Linked DNA regions of Homo sapiens: region 1 is linked to region 2. The links are chromatin contacts, found by Hi-C or POLR2A ChIA-PET in ENCODE. All regions are on one chromosome and are shown on one strand. Each heading gives the region's core, a stretch centred on a gene start or an enhancer-like site at or near the end of the contact. The rest is flanking DNA. Distances are from core to core; before and after follow the strand shown.

Evidence for each region. Hi-C counts contacts between places; a loop is a spot of excess contacts on that map. ChIA-PET counts read pairs that join two places held with the same protein, here RNA polymerase II (POLR2A). Pooled maps may share reads with other maps.
Region 1: a map of natural killer cell shows a loop between it and region 2 (5-fold over the local background). The contact joins two enhancer-like sites. A Hi-C loop is called at or near these places in 4 of 168 maps with a recorded cell type or tissue (CD8-positive, alpha-beta T cell, natural killer cell and tibial artery) and 6 of 50 pooled maps. POLR2A ChIA-PET finds 5 or more read pairs at or near these places in 4 of 52 experiments (Caco-2, PC-3, activated CD4-positive, alpha-beta T cell and 1 more).

Annotation. Positions count from the first base shown.
Region 1 is chr7:132,485,014-132,489,319 of GRCh38, reverse strand. PLXNA4 (plexin A4) reads left to right here. Exons shown (of 32, transcript NM_020911.2): 3 at 1-28. Among named protein-coding and RNA genes, the nearest start is that of PLXNA4, 89 kb to the left of the region's middle. Within about 2 kb of position 2,864, at least 5 of the 41 ENCODE cell types and tissues checked have a DNase peak (open chromatin) inside an H3K27ac peak, as active enhancers do; they include natural killer cell, where a contact is called at or near this core.
Region 2 is chr7:132,448,417-132,453,220 of GRCh38, reverse strand. The region is part of intron 3 of PLXNA4 (plexin A4); the gene reads left to right. Among named protein-coding and RNA genes, the nearest start is that of PLXNA4-AS1, 98 kb to the right of the region's middle. Within about 2 kb of position 1,865, at least 2 of the 41 ENCODE cell types and tissues checked have a DNase peak (open chromatin) inside an H3K27ac peak, as active enhancers do; they include natural killer cell, where a contact is called at or near this core.

The DNA of each region.
Region 1 (4,306 bases), core at 1,615-4,114, 35 kb before region 2:
GGGCACCAAAAGTGGCAAGCTGAAGAAGGTAGGAATGAGGTGCAGTACTTTTGGTTACTGTGAAGACAGTCTGTCCCTCCTGGGCTGGATGTTATCTTACATCTTTTTGCTAACTTGGGCGTGTGGGCAGGTGATACAGATTTGAGCTAAGGAGATACGCTGCTGTTGAGGTCATGATGATCATCTTGTCCTTTCTCTGCCTCTGTGCTGAGGTTGTGGGGTGAGTGTGTGGATTCACCTCCTCCCTAGAGCTGGTGTGCACATGAGAGGTGTCAGACCAGCCTTGCAGTGTTGTTCTAAATGGTGTATGCTGTGTTCAATTTGGGCTTGTGCCCTTAAGGCAAAGGCTTTATTAGGTCTGAGCAATTGGGGAAGGTGGGCAGGGGGAAGGGACATGCCTGTTCCCCTTGCTCCAGCCCTTCTGGCTGCTGCATCATCTGGAATGCATTCAGGGAACAGATGGAGGAAAGTGCAGACCTATTAAAGTTGCAAATGGGGCCCAGAGCCAAGTTGTGGGCTGAGAAAACCACGGGTGCAATGGGAACATGAAAATTGCTCTGGTGAGGTCAGATGGTATGATCTGGGGACCTGACCTTTCCCCTGCATCTTCCGGAAGCTGGCAGGTTCTGGAGTCCTGGGCGATCTTGGCTCATCAGCTGTGTTGGGAGCAGTCATCCGCCCAGGGATGTTTTGTGTTCAGGCTTCTCATCTCATGAGTTGGAACTGGCCCTATAGTGCATGCCCTTCTTGATTGGGTTAAAAGTCCTTCTAAGGTGGTAGGCAGGAGGTCCTGTTTCCTGTTGGCCAATAATTGCATTTTAGTCCTTTCCCAGGAAATATTGATGATTCCATGTGGAGCTCTTGCTTGCTTTATTTTGGCTTCTTTTGGGGTTCTCTGGACATTGTGTGATTCAGATTGAGTAAAGATTGAGACTAAGCCTTAATCCCTCCATTTCCCTTTGCTGTATTTCTGGCTGCTAGCTCTGGATGGTCAAGAGGAAATGTTCTGGGCATATTTAGAGGACTATGCCTATTTTACCATCCAACAATGTAACAGCCCAGCAATCATTTCTGTTGGCATCTCTGCGGACAGGTGGTGTGTCTGGAATGGGAGCATGTGGAGGACAAGAGGCGGGCACCCCAGAGTGTGTTTGTGACTTGGGAACTTGTGTGTGGAGTAATTCTATGGGTAATGACTGGGAAAGAAAACAATGAGCACTGGGGAAACACCATGGTACTCTGCAAGAATGGTGTCCATGATGTACCACACAGCAGGTGCTGCCCAGGAGGAAGTAACTGCCTAATTTGAGTGGACCGCCTTCAGTGTCACAACTAAAAAACAGCAAAATCATTGTGTACACATTTTTAAGAATTGTATTTCATAATTCCCTGCAAAGAATTGTATTTCATACCTCCGTTCTGTGAAGAAAATGGTAAGCGCAATGGAATCTTTCCTTGCTGCCTCAGACTCCTCGTGATTTTTGTTCACATATTGAACTGAGTTTTGTGGATGCCCAGGGAAGACGCTGTGAGACATGGGCATGTTATCCCCACACAGCTCCTGTGTCTGATTTTTGCTGCCTTCCCGGGTCTTCCTCTCATGCACTTGGCCACTCATCACTTCCAGTTGCTGCCAGGAATCCTGGTTGACTTCAGCACCTTTCCTCCTCCCTCATTCTGCAGCTTCCAGCTTTGGTGGGCTAGGAAACCAGATAGCCAAACTCTGAAATTGTGTCTGACACGCGTCAGTCCACACTGAGGAGAGAAGTACATGAGCTTTTGGGCAGGTGAATCAGATGGCTCGATTCTTCAGTAGGATTTGGCAAATTTGGTCTGCTGGAAAAGTGAATTCTAAATACCGGGGGCATTACTGTGTACAATTCATGCACTGAGACCTGCTTCACCTGCTGCAATGGGTGAATGAGCACCATTAAGAGTAAATAAGTCAGCAAGCAGTATGGGGGATGCTTTAACTCTTTTCTCCGGTGAGCTCAATCTCAGTGCAATGTAGAAGTAACTTCCTGCCTTGCCCTAAAAGAGTCTTACCCGCTGAATTTCCTACCAGCTGCCAGAGGACCATTTACTAGCTGGCAGGATGGAGTAGACCCTGGATGAGGATTTGTGTGTGTGTGTGATTGTCTGAGCTGGTTGGGCAGTGAATGTTATCAATGAAATGAACATTGAGAGTTCAGTGCACATAACAAAACAGTTATTTTCTCTTGGAAAAAGGAAGGTGTTTCCTGACCATGGCTGCATTGTAAACCCAAGATAGTCAACTTGCATTTTTGTGCTGTTTGTCCAAGGGTGGGTTGAGGCATTTGGTGACTGGTACTCTCTTGCCTGTGGAAGCCTGTCCAAATCTGTTCCCCGACAGGGAGGTCAAGTGCAGCACCATGAGTTTGGGATCAGGACACCCCCAGGAGCCTGGGCCAGCAAGGCGCTCAGAGACAACCCTCCTGAGGCAGGTAAGGACAGAGTCCAGCAGTCGGTCAGGCAGGCAGTGACAGGTGACACAGGCAATACCCCACCAAGAGGCTGGGGCTTCATAAACCGCGGCCGGCATTCCCATCTTTTACTTTGGTAGGTTGATATAAGAACAGTTCTGTTTCAGCCACCTGGGATATTCTATCTAATTTCCAGAGCAGTGGTGGGGCTGGTGAGGCATAAACATTTGAAAGGTAAGAGCGCAAGGGTCAGTTGGGGGGAATGAGCCTTCGGTCCTCCCGGGGAAAGCCAGGCCACTGGGGCGGCCAAACTTTCTGCTCTGCAGGCTTGGAGTGGCAGCCTTTTAATGGTTTTGCTCAAGCCCGGCTCCCGTGCCTGCAGACTCAGCACAGCTGGCCCAGGGGAACAGTCTGAGTTGGGAAAGGAAGGCTGGGCTGCCGAGTCTGTTGTTTGAAATAATAAAAAGCAAAAGTGGCCCATTTATTTATTTTTTCTTGAACAATAGAATTCCCCACCCCCACTCACTCACTAAGCACCACTCCCCTTTCCTTGTAATAATTCTGACTTGCTTTTCCCAGAGGTTATCAGGACCACAGTCACCTTTTGGGCAGAGGCCCAGCCGTGACAAGTTGTGGAGCTGCAGGAGGATTTTGCTGGAAGTTTTGCAAGTGACTGAGGCCAGGGCGTGAGAATAATGGAAATCATACTGTAGCCATAATTACAGAGTTGGTTTCTCTGAGCCCTGTAATAATCTCCTGTGTGTATCAAGGACCTTTCAGAGTTCTTTACGGTATGACAAGAGACTGGAAATGGGGGTAGGTGGGCAGGAGAGAGCTTGGGGGGATGCTAAGAGTAAGGGTGTTTGCTGTGGGTTTCAGGGGTCCAGGAGCTAGACCGAGCTATCCGTGGGCTGCTCTCAAAATTACTTTTTATTTTGCTTGAAAGGCATGAGTCCCAATCATTTGCAACCTTGTCTTTGACGACCGTAATTTCACTCCTTTAGTGCACACGTCACATGAAGCGGGGGGAAAGGAGGTGAGGAAAGTGCCAATTTAGATGTCTTTGATGTTTTCTGATGTGTGTGTGTTGCAGATGGTATTGGCAGCCTCTTCCTGTGGTGAGCTTTAAGGGTATGTGTGTTAAGAAATATGACCTATAAATACTACAGTCATAAGCAGGTGTCTAGGAACTTAGCAATAACCTACAGACTGTTAACATTTCCACTATAGGTAAAAATCATAAGGCAAATGCCATCTTGACTGGCTTTAGGGCCAAGCAAACCTAAATCTTTGGCTTGAGTTGGGACAATCAGCTCAGTGTTGTCTCAGAAGCACGAGATTTCTTTGCTTGAATATTTCTGCTGGAATCTTTTCCCTCTCTTGCTTTCTCTGCCTCTTGCTTTCCTTTCACTAAGCGATCATTTTTATGGCTGCTGTTCAGTGGTGAATTACTGCCTGACATTAGTGGGAGAGACTAATGTTCATTGTGAACCAAAACATCATAAACTTCCACTTGAGGTGTGATTGCTCCTCTCGCTGGTGATTGCGTCTTCCCTGGATGTTTTTGCTAGGTTAAACTGTTCACACCTAAGGGGGTGGAGCGCTGTATGGATGTTGGTTAAGCGGAACTCTGGCTGGCCCTGCTATTAGCCTGTTGCGGGACATGCATCCATGTGTCTGTGCACAGACTAATCCATACCAGCCTCTCTGAATAGGTACTGGGTGCACATTCCCATGAAGAGGCAATAGGAGTATATAGTACAAAAACCATTCTTATTGGGAATTGTCATGTAGATTAATTTAATCTTCCTAATTTTTTTTTCTCAAGCCTGTTTTAAAATTAATTTGCTTTTGTTCCCTAG
Region 2 (4,804 bases), core at 616-3,115:
CTTGGGAGAAGGGCAGGTTTGTTGACCTGCTTCCATCCTCTCCCTAATTGACATAGGATTTGCATTTGTTCATGGGCAACTGTTTTTTTGGCCCTTATCCTTCTCTCCTCCTTTTCCTCCACTTCTCTTGTCATTTTGGGGCCTCTACATAATTCCCCATGACCAAAAACTAGAACGTGGTGCGTGGCTCCCTAACTGTTGCCTGCAGTGACCCCAATTAGGAGGAGGCAGATGCAGAAGGAGCATCTTTGCCACTGCCATCCTCATCTTCTGAACCCCCAGGTTCCCGCCTCTACCCCAACACATATCCATTCCCTGGTTCCAATTCCCTAATCACTTTGCCAGAGTAAATAATTGGTGTGTGGTGACCCAAGGTCATAGCCAATGGAGGGATGTAATTAGGACCTGCATTTCTGACCATCTTGGGAGCTGTCTTGCAGCTGATACATTTCTCTGAGCCCTTGCACTGATGCTCATGTCCAACCCCATCTCTCCCCTTTGAAGATCAGAGAGCTTGGGTTGGAAGAGAGTTGCCCATGAAGAGATGGCCATATTGCCTTTCTTTGCATCTCTCCCCACAGAAGCGAGAGGGTAGAGTATCAGGCCCCCAGGGAGCTGGGAGCTGGACCCTTACACCTTTCAGACCATATCTTGCAGTGTGTGAGGGCTCACTAATGAGCCTTGCAGGGAGAGATGCGAGACTAGAAACACTGTGTGCCATGTTTTTTTGGATTTCCCAAGACGTCATGGCCACCATCGCTTTCCTTGTGTTGGACACATTACTTCTTCTTTTCCTGGCCTTCTGAGCTCTGCTAACATGTACTTGGTAGAGATGGGCATGCCACAGGCTCCCTGGGTCTGAAGTGACTTGGCATGCTTCCTGATGGGTGGGACGCTAATGTGGGAGGCAGAAGCCTGGCCTTTTATTGCTGTCTCTTCCATCTCTCCATGCTGGAACGATTTCTCTTTCTATTAAATGCATGGTGCTGGGATGCCTTGCTGGGGGAGATGATGACAGATAAAGGTTTTTGATTTCCTTTGGAATTATCCTCCTGGCCAAAGCAGGGGAGGAAAACATCTTCTTTCTCTACTCTGACTCCCATGGCTAAGCCAGACTTGAGACAAAAATAAAACCAAAAGAAAAGGGCAAGAAACTCTTGTGTGTCCTTCCAGCATCCCTTTTTGGAATAAGAGAGGACTCTTGGGGAAGGAAGTGGGCAGGGAGTGTGATGTAATATTTTGGTGTCTGATACTTTGAGCCTCCTTTTGGGAAGAGCTTCCAGACAGACTGAAGGGAGCAGAAGTTTTATTGATTGAAGAAAGATGGGAATCGTTGGCTGTCAGGGCCAGGAGGGCCCTGCCTACCAATGAACTTGCCCTTCCCACACAGCCCCATCCCATCCCTGTGCCAATCACTCCTGGGCCACTGGGGTAGCTTAGGAGTGTGAGCTTGGTCTCTTCCAGGGGCCGGCACTGCCTTCTCTTTTTGGAGTCTCATGGGAGTCCGTGGACCAAGCTCTTGCTTCCTTCTAGAAAGACTCTCTACATGCAGGGATATTTCAATGACAGCTCAGCTCACTGCCCTTTACCCACTGGGCCCATCAGGCAGGGCTGACAACAGAGTACAGGAGACCCCACAAAGGAAATAGCCTTTCCTTGCTGGACATCAGTGCAGGCAAGCCCTTACTGAAATTTTGATTTGGGACCAGGCTTCTGTCTAATTGTATTTTCCCAACTTCCCGAGTACCAGGCCCATCTGCCCTTGTGGACATGCTTCCTCAAATACCCTCTAAGCTGCTCAGCACATTGGCTCTTGGTGGTGAAGGGGATACTGATGTGACGTCAGCAGCCGCTGCTGCCTCTAACCCTTTTCCTGTGATAACCTCAAGAAGCCTCAGGGCAAGGATGCAGCAAAGAGGAGGCCCAGGGTGCAGACATCAGCCAGAAGGACTGGAATATAACCCAGCCGCTCCTTAAGATGAGATGCTTATGATGGGAAGACTTCTGGACCAGCGTGGATGAGGCCTCAGCTGTGAAGGGTGGGCCCTGAGTCCCTCGTGGTCTAGACTTACCACACCTGGCCTCACGCTCCTTCCTTAGACACGGTCTTCCATAAGGCATAGCAGTCAAGTGCCATTTTCACAAAAGTGGCTGGGGGTTAGTGAGTAACTAGGACTTCTGGGTTTGTATAATCTACACCTTGAAGGTGTGGCTACAGAAGAGAGGGTGACCTGGAATTATTCTCTGACTTGAATCATCTTTCTGGGCTCCTTAGCCTTGGGTCAAAGATTCCACCCCTGCAGAGGACCTTGAGCCATAAAACAAGAGGACTAGGGACTGACTCATCCATGTGGGCCTCCTGGGCCTCCGACTTGCTCAGGGAGCTCCAGGCCATAGTGGGACAGAGTGCTCCCTCATGGACATACAGAAATACTCCAGAATCTCAGAGAGAAAGAGGGCTGAAGAGGCCCACTAAGGGGGCTAGGAGTCCTGGGGACACAGCTGCCTCCTTGGCCATTGTTCCTATAGCAGGCTGAGCAGGTTCCTCTGCTCCAAGAATTCTGGAGTGATGCCACCGTTGACTTCAGTTGAGGGCAGGGTCCTGGCCTTTCCAGCCTTCCCAGTCCACCCTTCTCAGTAGCTGAGTGACCAAGGAGTTGGAGAGGAGGAGTGAAATGAACATGATCACTGGCTGCTGATAGAACAGTAATGAGATTAATGGCTCTTAGAGCTTTCTCATTAACAGTGGAAACGGTGTGTCAGAGGCATTTACGGTATTGGTTCTGAAGACATCACCCCAGTACACACAGAGCTAATCACGTGTCCCGCCTACCTCTGAGCAAAGACCTACCTGCTTCCTTGGAGGAGCACTCCCTCCCATTTTGAAACTTCATGTATGAGGTTTCATACCTCCTTCATAGCTGAGGAAGAGTAGAGGCCAGGGTTTTGATGTGGTTGCTTCTGAGATCCACAAACACAGCACTGTGTGGCTGCATTAAATTCTAGAAAGAGCCACAGCCTCCTGGACCTACATCCCGATCCCATCTCTCCTAGTAACTTCTGTGCGAGCCTGAGCAAGTTGCATGGCCTCTGTGGATATCAGTGTGCTCACCTGTATGTGGAGGTGTACCATAGAGCAGTCATCTTCCTTCCTGGAGGACAGAGGGGACTCGAGAAATGAAAAACAGGAGCTGGTGTCCAGGAAGGAAATGGACAGTGTGACTGGGAGAGGCATTTCATCAGAGGCCATTAGCCCAGGGCCCCCAGGGGGACTGTCACAGCCGCTGAGCTCTGTAAGTTTGTCTGTAAAACAATGGATGCATGAGCATTTTCCAAAATATTTGAGAAGATTCTCAGAGAGGTCTTGGTTCCCCCAAGGCGAACACCCATTGCCAGATTAGGGTGGAAGTAGTCTGGACTTCTGCCACTAGGTTGGGGAGGATGGGCCTCTCTGTTGAGGCAGTGCCCCAGCCCAGCAAACCTGGGCTTTTGTACAGGGCACTGAAGGTGCTTTGCCTCTGGTTCTGGAGGAAGCTGTCAGGAAAGAGAGAAGCATGACCAATGGTGGCAGTCATGTGTGACAGTGGCAGTCATGTGTGACAGAGGATCCAGAAAAGGACAGGTTTCTAAATAAGGTACCTCTGCCTCCTCACCCCTTTATGGGAGTAGAGCTGGTGCCATGTGACCAGGATCTGTCCGTTCATCTCTTTGGGCATGGTTTCCCTGAAATGGATCATCTGCAGTGGGAAACACTGATTGAGTTGGGGGTTTGGAGAACATGGTTCCTCCTGCCTTCTGAGTCCACTTCTGAATGTGGACATGGTGGCACCAGCTTCATTGTCTTGACCTGACTAGGCTTTGGATTGTTTTAATTTGGGTTGTTCAAGGTGCACAGTTGAATGTAGTCAGGGGCCAAGTTACCAGCTTACTAAGAACCAAAAGCCCAAAGCACATGGATCTGAGTAAGAGGCCAGGAGAACTGTGGAGAAAGAAGCAAAGCCATCCAACTGGACAATACAGGAATGAGTAGAGCCAGGGGTGTGAGCTCAAGATAACTTATAAGGTCATGTGTATGCCTAATCAGTGTCTATTGGTCTAGCCAGCCAGCCAACCAGCTAATTTTTACCTCTTAGAAAAGGGATTTGAAAAGTCTTGACATCTGATCATAAACCAGTGGTTTGCCACCAATCCAATTCAATTCAAAGTGATTCAATTAATAAACCAAAATTTTATTCATTACCTGTTGTAACATTAATATCTTACCAGGTACAACCATGGTTATATAAGAAATGAAAGGTACAATCCCTGATTTTGATGAGCTCTACAGTTAGCTGTTGTCTTGTATAGATATTTCTACATAAGAAATCTCTAGAGACAACTAGAACTGGGCTATGTATAAATGTGCATATAGAATTCAGTCTATAGTTCAGAGCCCTTTGTTGGTTCTTCCTTCTCTGACTCATGGCTTCTGAGAAATGATAGGATCCAAAGTTCTGTCTCTAGTTTTCTCCACTTTAGGTCTGAGAACAAGAAACAATAACTGCTTTCCTTAGAGAAGAAATAACATATAGCTGCAGAGGGAATAAGATGTTTCCTAGTTAGGAAGGAAGGAAAGGTGATTGTTTAGAGTTTGCTTTTCCGAGGATACTAAAGAATGTGGTTTCCCTGACTTGCCTCCACCTCGTCCTCCTCACCCCACCCTTTCTATGCCTCTCCCTCTTTCTATGTTGACCACATGACTGGGCACCCTCTTCATGAAACTCTTGGCTCTGCAGAAAAAAGAAGCCCTAATTTATAGCAGATG